5 separate regions of the Homo sapiens genome follow, and regions 2, 3, 4 and 5 are each linked to region 1. A link is a contact called in ENCODE Hi-C or POLR2A ChIA-PET data. All regions are on one chromosome and are shown on one strand. The core of a region is the stretch at or near the end of the contact, and the rest is flanking DNA. Distances in the headings are between cores, read along the strand shown.

Region 1 (2,860 bases), core at 196-2,695:
TAATCTTTCCTAATATTTATTTTATTTGCTTTCATTTCTCCTCATAGATTCTAAAAGTTATTTTAATGTTTCTGCATTGCAAACTGAAGAAACCATTCATTTGACTGAAAGCAAGGCTTCTATGAAACCAGGAAGGCCTTGTAGTTCTAACAGTAGCTGCCTAACTAGAAATATGTCAGCAATTCTTAGGGAGAAGGGTGCTAGATTTCTTCAATGCCAGTTATCCATTTTATATCCTGAATTTCAGTGTACTGTAACACAAAGTAAATTTCCTATGTACACATGTAAGATTTATCAACAAGGATCTTTTTCACAGCACTGTTGATAATGGCACAAAATCAGAAATATCCTAGGCCGTGCATTTGCCTGTAGTCCGAGCACTTTGTGAGGCTGAGGCTGAAGGATCACTTGAAATTCCTACTTTGAAACTTGAAGTTTCAAGTGAACCAGCCTGGGCAACATAGCAAGAACCCATCTCTTCAAAAACAAAAAAAATTAGCCAGGTGTGATGGCACATACCTGTAGTCCCAGCTACTCGGGAGGCTGAGACAGGAGGATTGCTTGAACCCAGGAGTTCAGGAGTTCAAGGCAACAGTGAAGCATGATGGCACCACTGCAGTCCAACCTAGGCGACAGAGTGAGACCCTGTCTCAAAAAAAAAAAAAAAAATAGAAAAAAAGAAAAAGAAATATCCTAAATGTTCATAATTGGCATTAGCTAAAAAGTTTGTGGTGTTTGTATGGTCTGATATTTTGCAGATATAGAAAATGTGGAAGAATATATAAATGACATAGGAAAATGGTCATGATGTACTGGATGAAAAAATCAGGATCAAAATTAATCATTTAAATAGATATCTCTATCTATCTACCTATCTGTCTAGATATAGATCCAGATATAATTTAAATCGTGTGTGTATATGAAAAACTAAAGTTAAAAAAATAAAATAGAAACAGTGGTGGGATTACAGGTGACTTTTATTTTAGTTTTTGTGTTTTTTCTGCATTTTCCTCCAAAGAACATATATTACTTTTACAACTAGGAAAAGGACCCTTATTTTACACTTAATTTCCCAATATATCAATTTTTATATCATAAAAGATTTTATTCCTTGCCAGGATGAAGCTAAGGGGGAGATTCATGCCTAAGCAAAGGAGAAAAAAAAAATCAAGAGGACAGCACTCAATAAACACCTAATTTTGTTTCTGATCTTGTGCCTGTTTGAAGCGCTCACACTTGTTTTGACTCAGCTAGATAAGTCAGCTCCTCTAAAACAGTCACAATTTCCACCAGCTGTTTTGGATGTTTGAGGTTATGTTTTTGTTTTAGTGAACTTCACTGCCTATCCCTTGAGCTAGCTTAGGAACAATTGCAAAGGAAGTCTTTGAGGCCGACTCAGAGGAAAGCTGCTAATCTTATGACATCCACAAGGATTTGAACAGGCAGCTCCATCTGTGTTGTTTCTGTTTTTCTTCTAGGGCAGGTCTCGATGGCAGAAAGATGGACACTTCTCAGGTCTAGTTGTTGCATGGTGTGTTCCTGACCACAGCTGTACCCAAGGAGTCTCACAGATTCCTCAGGAGGCAACAGGACGTTTATCAACGAAGATGTGAGAAACCCATGCCGGGTACCGTTTACGAACCCTGCCTGGGTTCTGTTTTCCGTGTAGTAATTCTTTTCCACGAGTTCAGGTTTATGAGTGCTCAGGCAGGAAGCTGTTTATCACTGAAAGCCACCAAAGGAGAGGTGTTATCGTCTTTACCCAAGACCTCTGAGACTTTCCTTTGAATTAGGAGCTGGGGGTTCTCGTTGCATGATATGGCAGAGTTTCTGGAAACTGATTTGGGGAAGAGGAAGCTGACTTATATGGGAGTCACCCTCTCATTTGTCGTTCTCCAGCACCCCCTCCCCCATCATGCTTTTTCAAAGAAAAGAAAAATGGTGACACTTCTAGTGAGAGGTGGGATTTAGTTAGAAATGTTCTAGGGCTGAGTGAAGGTTGATCTGACTTTTGAAGCTCACCTTTGAGGGTTGCTGCCTGTTTTCATTTAGCATTACTTAACAATGTGCTTTGCTCCCCTTGCTGCCATTTAAAAAATTCCATTCTATCTGGATGCAGACTAACCAGGCTCAATTTTGTTATTCTTATCTTATTTGGAAGGTTGTTTGCAAACAGTCACTCCATAGAGCATCTACTATAAGTCAGCCACTGTGCATGGCCACCAACAAAACTGTTATAAAGAGTGTAGTTCTTACATGCAGAGAGCTCACAGAGGAGGGAAAGGAGGTAAGTAAACAGTGGTGAGGCTAGGCGCTAAGTGCTACACTAAACAAGTGATCTGTTAGGGAAAATTTTATTCACTGGAATTCCAGAGGGGCTGGCAAAGGTATCAACCTGGCAGGTCTGTCCATCTGGAGAGAAACCATTAGAGCAGTTGGTTACTTAGGTACCCTGGAGCAGAGCAATGCATGAGTTGGCTAGTAGAACTCCCTCTTATTTTAGGCTGGACGCAGTGCCTCATGCCTATAATCCCAGCAGTTTGGGAGGCCGAGGTGAGTGGATCACTTGAGGTCAGGAGTTCGAGACCAGCCTGGCCAACATGGTGAAACCCCATCTCTGCTAAAAATACAAAACTTAGCCAGGTGTGGTGACAGGCACCTGTAATTCCAGCTACTCGGGAGGCTGAGGGAGGAGACTCGCTGGAACCTGGGAGGTGGAGTTTGCAGTGAGCCGAGACTGCACCACTGCACTCTAGCCTAGGTGACAGAGTGAGACTGTCTCCAAAAAAAAAAAAAAAAAAAGGTAAAAGAAAGAACTCTCTCTTATTTCAGTCTATACTTTCAGTTGCGAGTAATAAAT
Region 2 (2,860 bases), core at 174-2,673, 450 kb after region 1:
CACAAACAAACCTTACTGAAATAACCCTTATCTTCCATTAGTTTCTCTCATATATTTTCTAGTCACTTTCCCACAAATTACTGCCCCTAGGACCTTTTTGGACACCCTTCCTTTGTCCTATCATTTCTCCACAAATTTTTTGCCCTTTGTTAAAATGGTATATAACCCCTGAGTCTAACTGCTTGTTTGGGGTTTTCGCTTCTTTCCTATGAAGCCCCTCATGCCACATAAAAATATTTACATCAAATAAAATTTGTATGCTTTTCTCCTGTTAATATGTCTTTTGTCTGCTTGATTCACAGGCTCAGCTACAGAATCTAGGAGATTAGAGAAAGGTTTTTCCTCTCCTACAAGTGTAAATGGGAGGAAAGGAATAGGGGATTCTTCCCTCACTGTTGTTGTTGTTGTTTGGTGCAACACAAATATTACTGAATTTCTATGAGTTAAATGAGGTTTTGTTGCAACTTAAATGTAGGTTCAAAACCATGTTATAGAACTCAAGAAATTAGAGATATTAGCCTTAGAATTATATATTCACAGAAGACCCCAGAGCTATCTTAAAATATTTAAAGGACTACCCATTGACAGAGGAATTAGAACAGAGATGGCCATTTCAACAACTAGTCATGGCTGTCTGGAGCTCTGAATTAAAAAGAATGTGAAGCAGTATCCAAGCTCAGTGGAAAAAATTCTGCTTGACAATGATGTCTGTCAAAGCTTGAAAGAAAGCCAGTACCCATGTGTTGAGAACAGAATGGCTATAGCTGACAAATACTAAGCATTTGAAAGAGGAGTTTATGTGGGGTTTGGAATGCCATTTTCTCTCATGCACACTAAGTCAAGAAAGTTTAAAGGGGAGAGAGAAAGAGAGAGAGAGGGAGAAGAATAGAACGATTCTTCAGAAATGAGAGCACTTACAATTATAAACAGCATTCTCTTTCATTCCTGGTAAGTTTCCACTTCCTTTTGCATTTTCTCATAAAGAAATCCATGTATCCTTACAGTAAATTTTCTTGTTTAGCTTTAGCTAGTCATCTAGATTTCTGGTTTTTGCAGCCAAACAACCCCTAAGAGATCTATGTCTTAGTGGGGCCAATTTCAATCCCATTTAATTCAATTCAACCGATGTTTATTGAATACCTATTGTGTCTCTTATACCCAATAATTGGGGTTGAGTCTTGAATCTGGCCTATGACTGGAATCTATGAAAGATTCAAAGGGAAAAATAGGCATAGGTTATGATGAGCTATAAAAAAAGAAACGAGACAGAACATAATGTAGAGTTCTTAGCTCTCCCCACCCAGATTTATGTTCTGAGTTTTCTTTAACATTCTGTCCAATCGAGTGCGAGTGGGCTGAGACGTGGGTGGCAGAGCTGAGACACGGCCCCTCTAACTGTCTCATGTACAAACTTGAGGGGTAAGAGGAAGTTTGACACAGGAAATAACAGCCAGCAGCCGGGCTCTCTGACGAACACTACCCAGTGAAGCCTTTTAATTAGGCAAGATCATTTTTGTTAAATCTGCTCAGAAAATACTGCCTTAATCTCTGAAGATAATAAACCTCATTTAAAGTCCTGAGTTGACTCACTGTCCATAATGACTGAGATACAAATAGAGCTTTTATCCTGCAAAAACCATTACCAGGACACAGCCAATTAAGAAATTAACCAAAATCTCCATCCCCAGTTAGAGTGCTTACCTCTAGGAAAAGCCTGAGGGGAATTATAAAGACACAGTTTCTATGTGTGTTCTAATGCCAAGGTCCAAAGCAAAGGAAACCCAAACCAAATCAAAAATTGAGAAGGAAACTGTTTTAATTGATCATGAGCCGCCAAACTTCCTCTTCTGCATTATCTGTGTTTAAGTAATCCAATTAGTTTGACCTCATATGAGCAAGAGAACCCAAGTGCACATCTTTTGAAGTGGTTGTTTGGGGGTATCCTGAAAATTCTTAATATCAATCCCAGGAACATCTAAATGGTATTTTCCCCTGCACTCCTACCAGCATAGTGGAAATATCAATACCACAGGTGGGGTGCGGGAGGAGGATATTTGCTTTTTGCTATTCACTATCACGTATACACACACACGTACTTTTACCCACATTATGGAATTACTAAAAACAATGTGTGGCTCAGACTAACCATTCCACGTTGCAAATAATATCAAAATGGCTCCAAGTAGCAAAGAGAGCCAAGCGTGAGTGTCATGTATGAGCTGATGCTGCTGGTAAAGCCTTGCTTTTCCATACATAGAATGTATCACAAGAATCTGGCCTGGAGGTGCCAAAGTAATGGATGACTCTTACTCCAGCAGAGGGTCTTGGCCATTTACAGCTGAAGGAATGTGCTAGTGGCAATGCTGCCCTCTTTTGGAACAGGGTACAGAGATGGGTCTAATTACCAGCTACTTTTGTGAAAAGCAGTAATAATAAATTAAAGACGATGCAGTGATTTATCCTCACCAATGACTCCTCTATCTTTTCATCAAGACAGTAGTGGTCCAGAGTCTCTAGTGGTTTTCTTTAAGTGTTGGAATAGAGAGTGACTAAAAGTATACATGAATAGCCCTCAGGAATAACTCGTCTGAAAGGCGAGTTATTCTCTTTTTTGCTCTTCGCATCTATAGCTTAGCATGCAGCCATTGATTACATACTTACTGCCAGGAATTGGTGAAAGAGTGCAAATAGAGGGCCATATTCTAAATGTCTAAATAGTTAAAGGTTATAAAGCAAGCTAACAAACTGCTAAAGAAAACAGATTCTATCCTTCTGCCTCGACAAATTTACCTAAGTGACCTGGGGGCCTGGGTTAAATTTAGAATTTTTGGATTCCTTGGAATTTTGTACCAGAACATTC
Region 3 (2,860 bases), core at 181-2,680, 410 kb before region 1:
TCTGTACCTTCCTATCATATTCAGCATCTTAGACTTCACTCAAATGTGCCCATCTTTGTTTCTTTGTATTCATTCCATGCCTTTTGTCTTGCAGTGTCCCCTGTTTGGAAAAGGCAGAGGTATCTCCCATACCTACACACACCCAGACTTCCACACTCACCCATGTTCATTTCACTCCTATTTGTCTTTTGACTCTTTGCCTTAAGATACACTTCGTGTCAAGGCCTCCCGTGAAACTCAAGATCAGGTTAAATTCCTTTGCTACTTGCTCTTATAACATTCTTTACTTCCTCCCTGCATTAATCACATTTGTAATTTTGTTTTTTTGTATCTTTTTTGCTGTCTAACCTGTATGCTGTATAAGGGGAAGGACTCTTCTGTCTCTTTCAATGTTGTATCCTCATTGCCTAGTATGATGCTTTACACATTGGAGTGGAACAGAATTCTAGTATGTTTTACTTCTATTTTTGTCCTAGAAAGGTCTCTAATTTTAAAATTGAAAATTGTTGGACAGAATTGGACTTGGCATAAAGAATTAAAATTATGGGCAACTTTTTTGGAAACATAAGTATTCCATATAATTGCATAAAATATGTATTCTTTTAAGCTGTATAGATAAAAATGAATCACTTGTATCAGAGTCATGGAATACTTTATACTAGGGCTAAATGAGGAATAAGAGAATGATAGTTTCCATTGTAGCTGACAGTATTTCCAAATGTGGTTAATCTTATTCAAAGTAAAAGAACTAAAAGAACATTGAAGACATATGTTAAGTGAAATAAACCAGGCACTAAAGGACAAATATTATATGGTTCCACTTAAATAAGGTACCTAGAGTAGTCAAATTCATAGAGATAGAAAGTAAAATGGTGGTTACTGGGAGCTGGGGAAGCAGGGAATGGGGAGCTACTGTTTAATACGTACAGTTTCCATTTAGCATGATGAAAAAGTTCTGGAGATGGATAGTGAATGTATTTAGTATTACTAAACTGTACACTTAAAAATGGTTTAAATGGTAAATTTTATACTAGGTATATTTTACCACATTGAAAAAAAAAGAACTTAAACCAATGAAATACACCTAAGAAAAACAATGAGTAGTATATATAGTCTGCAGGTAAAAGACAAGAAGATGATGTCTTTTCATTGTTGTTTTCATTTTTATTTGTTTAAATATTTCCTAGGTAAATTGTATCTATATGTACTATAGAATAGTCATTCTTAAATCTTAGAGTGATTTCTTAGTGTTTCTATGGATATATTAGTTAAAGATTACTCCCACAGGCCAAACGGAACAGAAAATTGCAGCTACATTTCAGTGTGGATTCTGCCTTAAAAATGAGTATTCTTTTAAAATTACAGTTGTTGGCTCTGCCTCACTTAACCATTGGCATCTCTGACTCATTCAGCAAATATTTATTGTGTGCCTCCTTTAAAGCAGGCACTATTTTGGGCAGTGGAAATGTAGCATTGAACAAAACAGACAAAAATTCCTGTCTTAATTGAGGTTATAGTCTAATGTTCTTTTTTCCTTATTGTAAAAAATATTTTATTTCATAAAAATCATTTGTGAGTTCTTTAGCAATTTTGAGTGAAGCCAAGGCATGTAATACAACACTCTCCAAAATCAGGAGCTGATATATCCATACCCATTAGCTGTGGTGTTTCTTCCCTCCTACTGTCTCCATAAGTTAATATTGTTTTCTACAGAATAGATTACTATGTAATGCCCATTAATCATTTTTAAATTAAAGTTCAAGGTTTGCTAAAAGAGACCTTATTAGACTAATAGATTATACTTACATATTTTTGAAAACAGCTAGTTTGCGACGCTGTTTTGCTTTTTTAAAGAGACTTTAATGTCACATCTGTATTTGTCATTTCTGAAAGACTACACTGAATCTTTTCTCTGCCATTTATTTAAGAATAGCATGATATTGGCAAGTTATTTAAAACAGGGGCGATAATACTTCCTGTGGGGGAAAAACTGCTTTTTCTTATATTAAATAGTAAGAATTCCTTTTTCTTTCTTCACTAATCACAGTTATTTCTTTATAAAAGAATAACTTATATTCTGTTGAATGCATAATACTATTCAGCAGCTTGTTCATAGTATTTAGTTCCTTGTATTCCATACTGGAGCATGCCAACTATCTCCCTCCCATACCCCTGTATTCTGTAGCCCCTAGGATCAATGTCACGTTCTCCTACCTAGTTGGTTGGTACCTATTATCTTGGACTCCCATGATTAAATATAAATTCCTTCAACCAGAATATCTCTTTCTGTATATATTTGTCAGCTTAGTAGTTCTACTTGATTTATTAGTCAAAAGATATCACCTTGAATAAAAAGCATGAAAGATGATGCGGTTATAAAAGCAGCCAAAAGAATAACAAAGCAGTTTTATCAGCAAAAGAAATCAGACACTTAGGAAAGCAAGAAATGGCTAGAGTGTCTACTGCAAAGGAGGAAAACCATAAATTTTTGCCAAGCTCCTTCTTTTATCTACTTGTCGGTTCTTTATATAAATCATAATTGATTTTCCAAAACACTCCTGTTTTATTTTTGGGTACCTTTTCTGGGGAAAAAACACTGACCAGGTTCTTCATACTGTTTTTTTTTGAGGCTTTACCTAGCTCAGCATTCTCTCTCAGCCTTCAAAACATGATGGACTGGTTGAGAAGATTTGATTGATAAGTCAAAGTATACTTTAGAACTTGAGTTGATTATCTTCTTAGAACAGTTTAATTGACTCAGATGAATCATTTTAATTTTTAAGTTAAATTTTATAGAACCAATAAGTATCCTAAATAGTATGACATCTAATTACATTTTTATTTAGTGTTATAGGAAGAT
Region 4 (2,860 bases), core at 92-2,591, 290 kb before region 1:
CTGCCTCCCAGGTTCAAGCAATCTTGTGCTTCGGTCACGCAAGTAGCTGGGATTACAGGCATGTGCCACCATGCCTGGCTAATTTTTGTATATTTGGTAGAGACGGGGTTTCACCATGTTGGCCAGGCTGGTCTTGAACTCCTGGCCTCAAGTGATTCACCCACCTTGGCCTCCCAAAGTTCACTCTCTTAATTTTTGCATGATTGTGCCAAACGTCTCTTAACCACTTAATTGCAGAAATAGGTTTAGAACACAGGTCTCCATCTCCTGGTGGTCTTTTGGTTTTTCCACTTTACTATGCTGCCATTTGTTTTTGTTTTCTTTCTTTTTAACTTTTTGGTTTAGTTTAAAATAACATTCTGAAATACTTGCTTTTTCCTTACTCTTTATTTTACTTTCACAAATCTTAGTCTTCAATTTGTGTTTAGTATCTAATCTGCCTACATGCTCTTCTCTCTTAATAATATTTCTGATATGATCTTAGGAACCTGAGTGTCTACTGTTTTTATTTTGTTTGTTTTGTTATTTTAGTGTTCCTATATATAATCCTGACCACTCTTGTTGAATTTTTTAAATGGTGATTATGAACATCAGACACGTAAATGAAAAGCATTCAAGTGCTTTGAACTGACACTCTCAGAATACACCTTTATTCTGCTCTTATACCCAGGTTACAAGACAAGATTAACGTGACCCTACACAAGAAAGGCACACAAATTTGTGAAGCTGTTCTTTTAAAAGAGATTCTTTGTTCTGTTAAATTTCTAGGCTGCTCTACGTGTACATCCTTTTCTAGGGGATACACAGTGTGACTTCCCTTGTGGTTTTTTTTTTTTTTTTTTTTTTTTAGAGGGGAGCAGTGAGGCAGCGCAGCCACACAACCTAATCCACAAACCTTCCTTTTAGGTGATTTCAGGTGCTGTAGGTGAGTACATCTGTGTGACAGACTTCTCCCCATGCAAACTGTCAAATGCTTCTCTTGACTGCAGAACACACACTTCATTGAAATGACATAGATAATGCCTATTCTTTTCAGGTATTTTTGATGGTATCTTTCATACCAGGAGGAAGCCACATCTCTAACACATCTCAGTATCTTTTCTTTAGAAAAAAACTTTTATCTTTGCTTCTTCTTTTTATTACGTATTAAAAAAAATTGTCATTTAAAAATCTATGTAGAGTATCCAAAACATCGAGTCACTGTTTCAGTAAAAAACTGTTTACTGCCTGGTTCAGTTCACCTGTAGTATTGTCAGATGTGTCAAACATGAAGCATTTTGACACACCTGCATTCAACTTAAGTTGAAAGCGAAAGACTTTAAGATTGGGTGTGTATGGATAAGAACTTGCTGTCATCACATGATGAAAAGAGAAAGTACTTCATAAAAGTTATGTGGCACCATTGTCTTCTACTCCCTACAAGTGATTCAGTGATGAAAGAATTTTGTCTGATTTCATCATATGAAAGTCAAATGTACTAGTATTTATGAATACGTGCTTTAGGTCATTGTTCTTGTGGAGTAACTAATGATGAGCTGCTGCTTGTGGAGTAACTAATGATGAGCTCTTTTGTGTGTTCCTTTCTTTTTTTGTAAATGGCTAAGGGAATTAGTCAAGTTGGAGGTAACAGGAAATGACCAAAGGTGAGCTCAGGTAAATTGTTTTTGTCGTTTCAGCTGTAGTTAAAATGACTCAGAGATCTAAGCTTCTGTGCCAGACCTGAGTGAAATATTTTTTTCTTTGTACATTAAAAATAACACATCAAGAACATTTATTTTTACCTTGGAGAATACAAAACACCTATAAGCTTTACCCAATTATACTTCATTTCCCAGTCTTCTAATGTAATGTATAACAACGTGGTAAGCTAGGCGGGTGGATCACCTGAGGTCAGGAGTTAGAGACCAGCCTGACCAACATGGTGAAACCCCGTCTCTACTAAAAGTACAAAATTAGCTAGGCGTGGTGGTGCATGCCTGTAATCCCAGCTACTTGGGAGGCTGAGGCAGGAGAATTGGTTGAACCCAGGAGCCAGAGGTTGCAGTGACCTGGAATGCGCCATTGCAGTCTAGCCTGGGCACCAAGAGTGAAACTCCATCTCAAAAAAAAAAGAAAAAGAAAAAGAAAAGAAAAAATGGTATATTCACATTTTTTTCTCCTTTGCTGTATATGATTAGATTATGTTAATAAAGTGAATTAGTTGACAAGATAAATTTTTTTCAGACATGAAGCAGTTAGAAAAAGAAACATATAAATCTCATGCTGACCGTATAAAGCAGATACTTTTAAGTATTTGGACAAAATTGAAGCTTGTTAGTATCTCGTGATTTGAGATAATATTTGAGCAATAATCACATTTGTCAGTGTGATGGCACTGCCCCCGGAAGAATAGGCACTCAGTTTGCAAACTCATGCCACAGGAATAAAAAAAACTCCAATTCCCAAACCTCATCAGATTGCGGGTTTTACAATTTCAGTAATTCTTTAGATATTCATTTAGAATTTGAATTAGAAGGAACTAGTATCTCTGTACCTTCACGCTATTTGATTTGGGCAATAATAATGCTGATTATTTTCATTCTCCACTACTGGAAATGATGACATTACTGGACTGACAGAAGATGCTTCTGGTTTCTCCTTCTGAATTATTGTTATCTTAATCTCAAGAAGTTAAATGAATTAACCTGACTGTTCCCAAAATGAGAAACACACACTTGCACAACTATTTCATCTTTAGCACTAGAAAACAAAATTCTCTTACCAAAATAATAGTATATGCAGACAGTTAAAAACAAGTTATCTTTTCATTGAAACAGGTACTATGGGGCTTCATTCTGACCATATGTAAACAGTACAATTA
Region 5 (2,860 bases), core at 162-2,661, 260 kb before region 1:
AGCCTCAGGAAAGCCTTGCTTCCATGCTAGCAAACTGGCCTCCTCTAGGGCCATCTAACCAGTCTTTCCTTGTTGCCTTTTATATACTAAATATGATTCCTAGGGGGTAAATTTTTTTTAAGGTGTTAAATACCATGTCTAGGCAGATTCAGCTCACCCAGAAGACTAGAATTGGCAGCTATGCCTCCTGCTCTCTGCTTTGATTCAGAACCTGTGCTATGCTATTGTCAAGCCTGGGTATTGTACCTTCTTGGTCCATTTTTGAATTTTTCATCCATTTTGACCAACACTGTTTAATTCCTGCTTTTTTTTTTTTTTTTTTTTTTGAGACGGAGTTTCATGCTTGTGGCCCAAGGTGGAGTGCAATGGTACGATCTCAACTCACTGCAACCTCCACCTCCCAGGTTCAAGCGATTCTCCCGCTTCAGCCTCCCAAGTAGCTGGGATTACAGATGGCCACCACCATGCCTGGCTAATTTTTGTATTTTTTTGTAGGGACTGGGTTTCACCATGTTGGCCAGGCTGGTCTGGAACTCCTGACCTCAGGTGATACACCTGCCTTGGCCTCCCAAAGTGCTGGGATTATAGGTGTCAGCCACCGCGTCTGACCAATTCCTGCATTTTTTAAAATGACAAATGACATGGTCAAGAAAGCCTTTCTGCATTTCCTTTCTTTGGTCTTCATTTATTCATTCAACCAGTATTCTGTTACTGTGTCCTCTGAACAGTCTCAATAAAATTGTTGCTGCTTGGTGCTTTGTGTATGTGCACCTGTTCCCTCTCCTAGGTTATGAGAACAAAAGCCAAAGATCCTATTTTAAAATTTTTATTTATTTTCTTAATTTTTTGCATCACCCACAAGACCACAGGCAAAGCCTGCTTGGGAATGAACTCGTGAAGAGCTGTGAAGCACAGATGGGTCTCTCTGGTCTTTTCCCTCTACTTCCATCCCCCTTTCTATTCTTCTAAGAGTCTCACAGACCCTTTCCATCTGAATTTAGTTAGGCCTCCAGCAAGCAGAGACACAGATTTCACAGTCAGGTGCTGCTCCATGCTGTACTGGGGTGATGCCCCAAAGGTGTTCTTGGCCCCGGCCTTCAACACCCTGTGTTGATGTACTTGGTGGCAGATTCCCTGCCATCTCCCCAAATGATCGTGTCTTCTCTTCACATCTCATTATGTTTTCCTTGGCCTGATTCCTTTCCTCCTACCCAGTCTGATTCGTCTGCCTTTTCCTGACTCCCTTCCAGGCCACCCCTTCCCCTGGCCTCTCTTCGTACCTTGGCCGTTAGTCTTGCTTGATGCCTCTGTATGCCTCACTTTGGTTTCTGTTCCCCCTTATTCTTTTTCTTTCACTTTCCCCCACCCACCCGTCGTTTTTAACAGTGTCATCATGACTTACAGTGTGGGAACATGATGCTTGCTGTCTCCCACATTACATAGCCGCCCCTGGATTTCATGTGACCAACATTCCTTCCCCTAACCCCTTGGGCAGGATAGAAACTCCCCCACTGCCAGAAGCCGGGGCCTAGCCCTCATCGCGAGTCCCGCTTCCTGCCCACCTCAGGAAGCAAGGGCAGGGCAGAAGATGGAGGCCAGGGCCACAGAGTTCACCCCAGACCTCGTGTCAGATTCTGTGGGGCAGTGTGAGCTGGGTGTGACTCAAGGCACCACTCACAGCAGCTTTACTCTGTGAAAGCACGAAACAGGGAGGGTCCTCATAAAGGAATGGCAGGGGCTGTGGGGAAGAGGTGGGGTAGCACATATGACTGAGGCCAGGGAGGTTTCTAGTGCTGACATGACTTGGCCTCCTCATCCACAAAACTCACTTGAAACACCAGAGCTTGATGAATAACAGCGTCCCAGTCATAAGCAGAAAGAGCTCTTCCCTTTTTCTTCCGTCAGCCCTCACACATACCGCTTGTGCAATCTGTTCTTATGTGAAGGTTTGCAAAATCGTCCAAGTGGAGGATGGGTCTGGGATTTCTTGGACACATATCCATCCTGGAGGGCCAGACATCAGCCAGGGCAGCTGGAACAACCTGGACTGTCACAGTAGGAGGGGACGGGGGGTGTCAAGGCTGCTGGGAATGGGGCCTTCTAGCACTCGGTTTCAGAGAGCAATAAATGGAGTTCTTATTTCAAACGTGCAAACCGGATTTGGTCAAATACTCTCCCTGTGAGGCAGCTGCCCTTTGAGGCTGTGGACCAGAGTGGAAATAAAGCTCCTGTCTGACAAAGGATAGGTTTCCTTGACCCTTTCTGCTGACTATTCCACTTCCTGCTGGTTTGCTGCGTTGATCCTTGGGCAGCAGCCCCAGGGGTGCTTGCTGCAGCAGAGTGAAAGTGATTGCCAGCCTGAGCTCTACAGGCTGACTTTGGGCTCTGCAGGCACGTTCTTCCCCTTGCTTATTTTCCACTGCTGTTTGTGAGTCAAGCTCAAGGGCCACGCTGAACAGGCTGCTGGAGGAAAGGAGTGAGCCAGGTCTCTTGATATCTTCTAAAGTCTCAGAAAGGAAGTACAGACCTAATTCAGTGCCCTCTCCTTTTCTCTTCAAGTGCAGGTGGTTAAAGTCCCCCTGATATGGTTTGACTATGTCCCCTAAAAAGCATGTATTGGAAAATTAATCCCCATTGTAACAGAGTTCGGGGGTGGGGCCTGATGAGAGATGATCAGGCCATGAGGGCAGAGTGAATGAATTAATGCCGTTACTGCAGGAGTAGGTTGGTTATAAAAAGGGAGTTTGGCCCTCTTTTACACACACGCACTCTCTCTCTCTCCCTCTCTCGCTGTCTCGCTCTCTCACTCTCTTGCTCTCTCACTCTCTTGCTCTCTTGCCATGGGATGATGTAGCCACCA

The links. Hi-C counts contacts between places; a loop is a spot of excess contacts on that map. ChIA-PET counts read pairs that join two places held with the same protein, here RNA polymerase II (POLR2A). Pooled maps may share reads with other maps.
Region 2: a map with no recorded cell type shows a loop between it and region 1 (2.1-fold over the local background). The contact joins two enhancer-like sites. A Hi-C loop is called at or near these places in 2 of 37 single-sample maps with no recorded cell type and 2 of 50 pooled maps. POLR2A ChIA-PET finds 5 or more read pairs at or near these places in 3 of 52 experiments (GM10248, GM12878 and activated CD4-positive, alpha-beta T cell).
Region 3: a loop to region 1 is called in a map of endothelial cell of umbilical vein, with 2.9 times the contacts of the local background. The contact joins two enhancer-like sites. A Hi-C loop is called at or near these places in 1 of 168 maps with a recorded cell type or tissue (endothelial cell of umbilical vein) and 1 of 50 pooled maps. POLR2A ChIA-PET finds 5 or more read pairs at or near these places in 1 of 52 experiments (common myeloid progenitor, CD34-positive).
Region 4: a pooled map shows a loop between it and region 1 (4-fold over the local background). The contact joins two enhancer-like sites. A Hi-C loop is called at or near these places in 3 of 37 single-sample maps with no recorded cell type and 7 of 50 pooled maps. POLR2A ChIA-PET finds 5 or more read pairs at or near these places in 1 of 52 experiments (activated CD4-positive, alpha-beta memory T cell).
Region 5: a pooled map shows a loop between it and region 1 (9-fold over the local background). The contact joins two enhancer-like sites. A Hi-C loop is called at or near these places in 3 of 37 single-sample maps with no recorded cell type and 11 of 50 pooled maps. POLR2A ChIA-PET finds 5 or more read pairs at or near these places in 1 of 52 experiments (activated T-cell).

Annotation. Positions count from the first base shown.
Region 1 is chr6:105,899,261-105,902,120 of GRCh38, reverse strand. No RefSeq gene overlaps it. Among named protein-coding and RNA genes, the nearest start is that of PRDM1, 190 kb to the left of the region's middle. Within about 2 kb of position 1,445, at least 4 of the 41 ENCODE cell types and tissues checked have a DNase peak (open chromatin) inside an H3K27ac peak, as active enhancers do.
Region 2 is chr6:105,452,079-105,454,938 of GRCh38, reverse strand. No RefSeq gene overlaps it. Among named protein-coding and RNA genes, the nearest start is that of PREP, 50 kb to the right of the region's middle. Within about 2 kb of position 1,423, at least 8 of the 41 ENCODE cell types and tissues checked have a DNase peak (open chromatin) inside an H3K27ac peak, as active enhancers do.
Region 3 is chr6:106,308,746-106,311,605 of GRCh38, reverse strand. All of the region lies in intron 2 of ATG5 (autophagy related 5), which reads left to right. Among named protein-coding and RNA genes, the nearest start is that of ATG5, 16 kb to the left of the region's middle. Within about 2 kb of position 1,430, at least 4 of the 41 ENCODE cell types and tissues checked have a DNase peak (open chromatin) inside an H3K27ac peak, as active enhancers do.
Region 4 is chr6:106,193,797-106,196,656 of GRCh38, reverse strand. The region is part of intron 7 of ATG5 (autophagy related 5); the gene reads left to right. Among named protein-coding and RNA genes, the nearest start is that of PRDM1, 110 kb to the right of the region's middle. Within about 2 kb of position 1,341, at least 7 of the 41 ENCODE cell types and tissues checked have a DNase peak (open chromatin) inside an H3K27ac peak, as active enhancers do.
Region 5 is chr6:106,163,127-106,165,986 of GRCh38, reverse strand. No RefSeq gene overlaps it. Among named protein-coding and RNA genes, the nearest start is that of PRDM1, 78 kb to the right of the region's middle. RefSeq lists enhancers at 1,025-1,484, 1,495-1,544, 1,565-1,664, 1,089-1,935, 2,395-2,474 and 1 more. Within about 2 kb of position 1,411, at least 21 of the 41 ENCODE cell types and tissues checked have a DNase peak (open chromatin) inside an H3K27ac peak, as active enhancers do.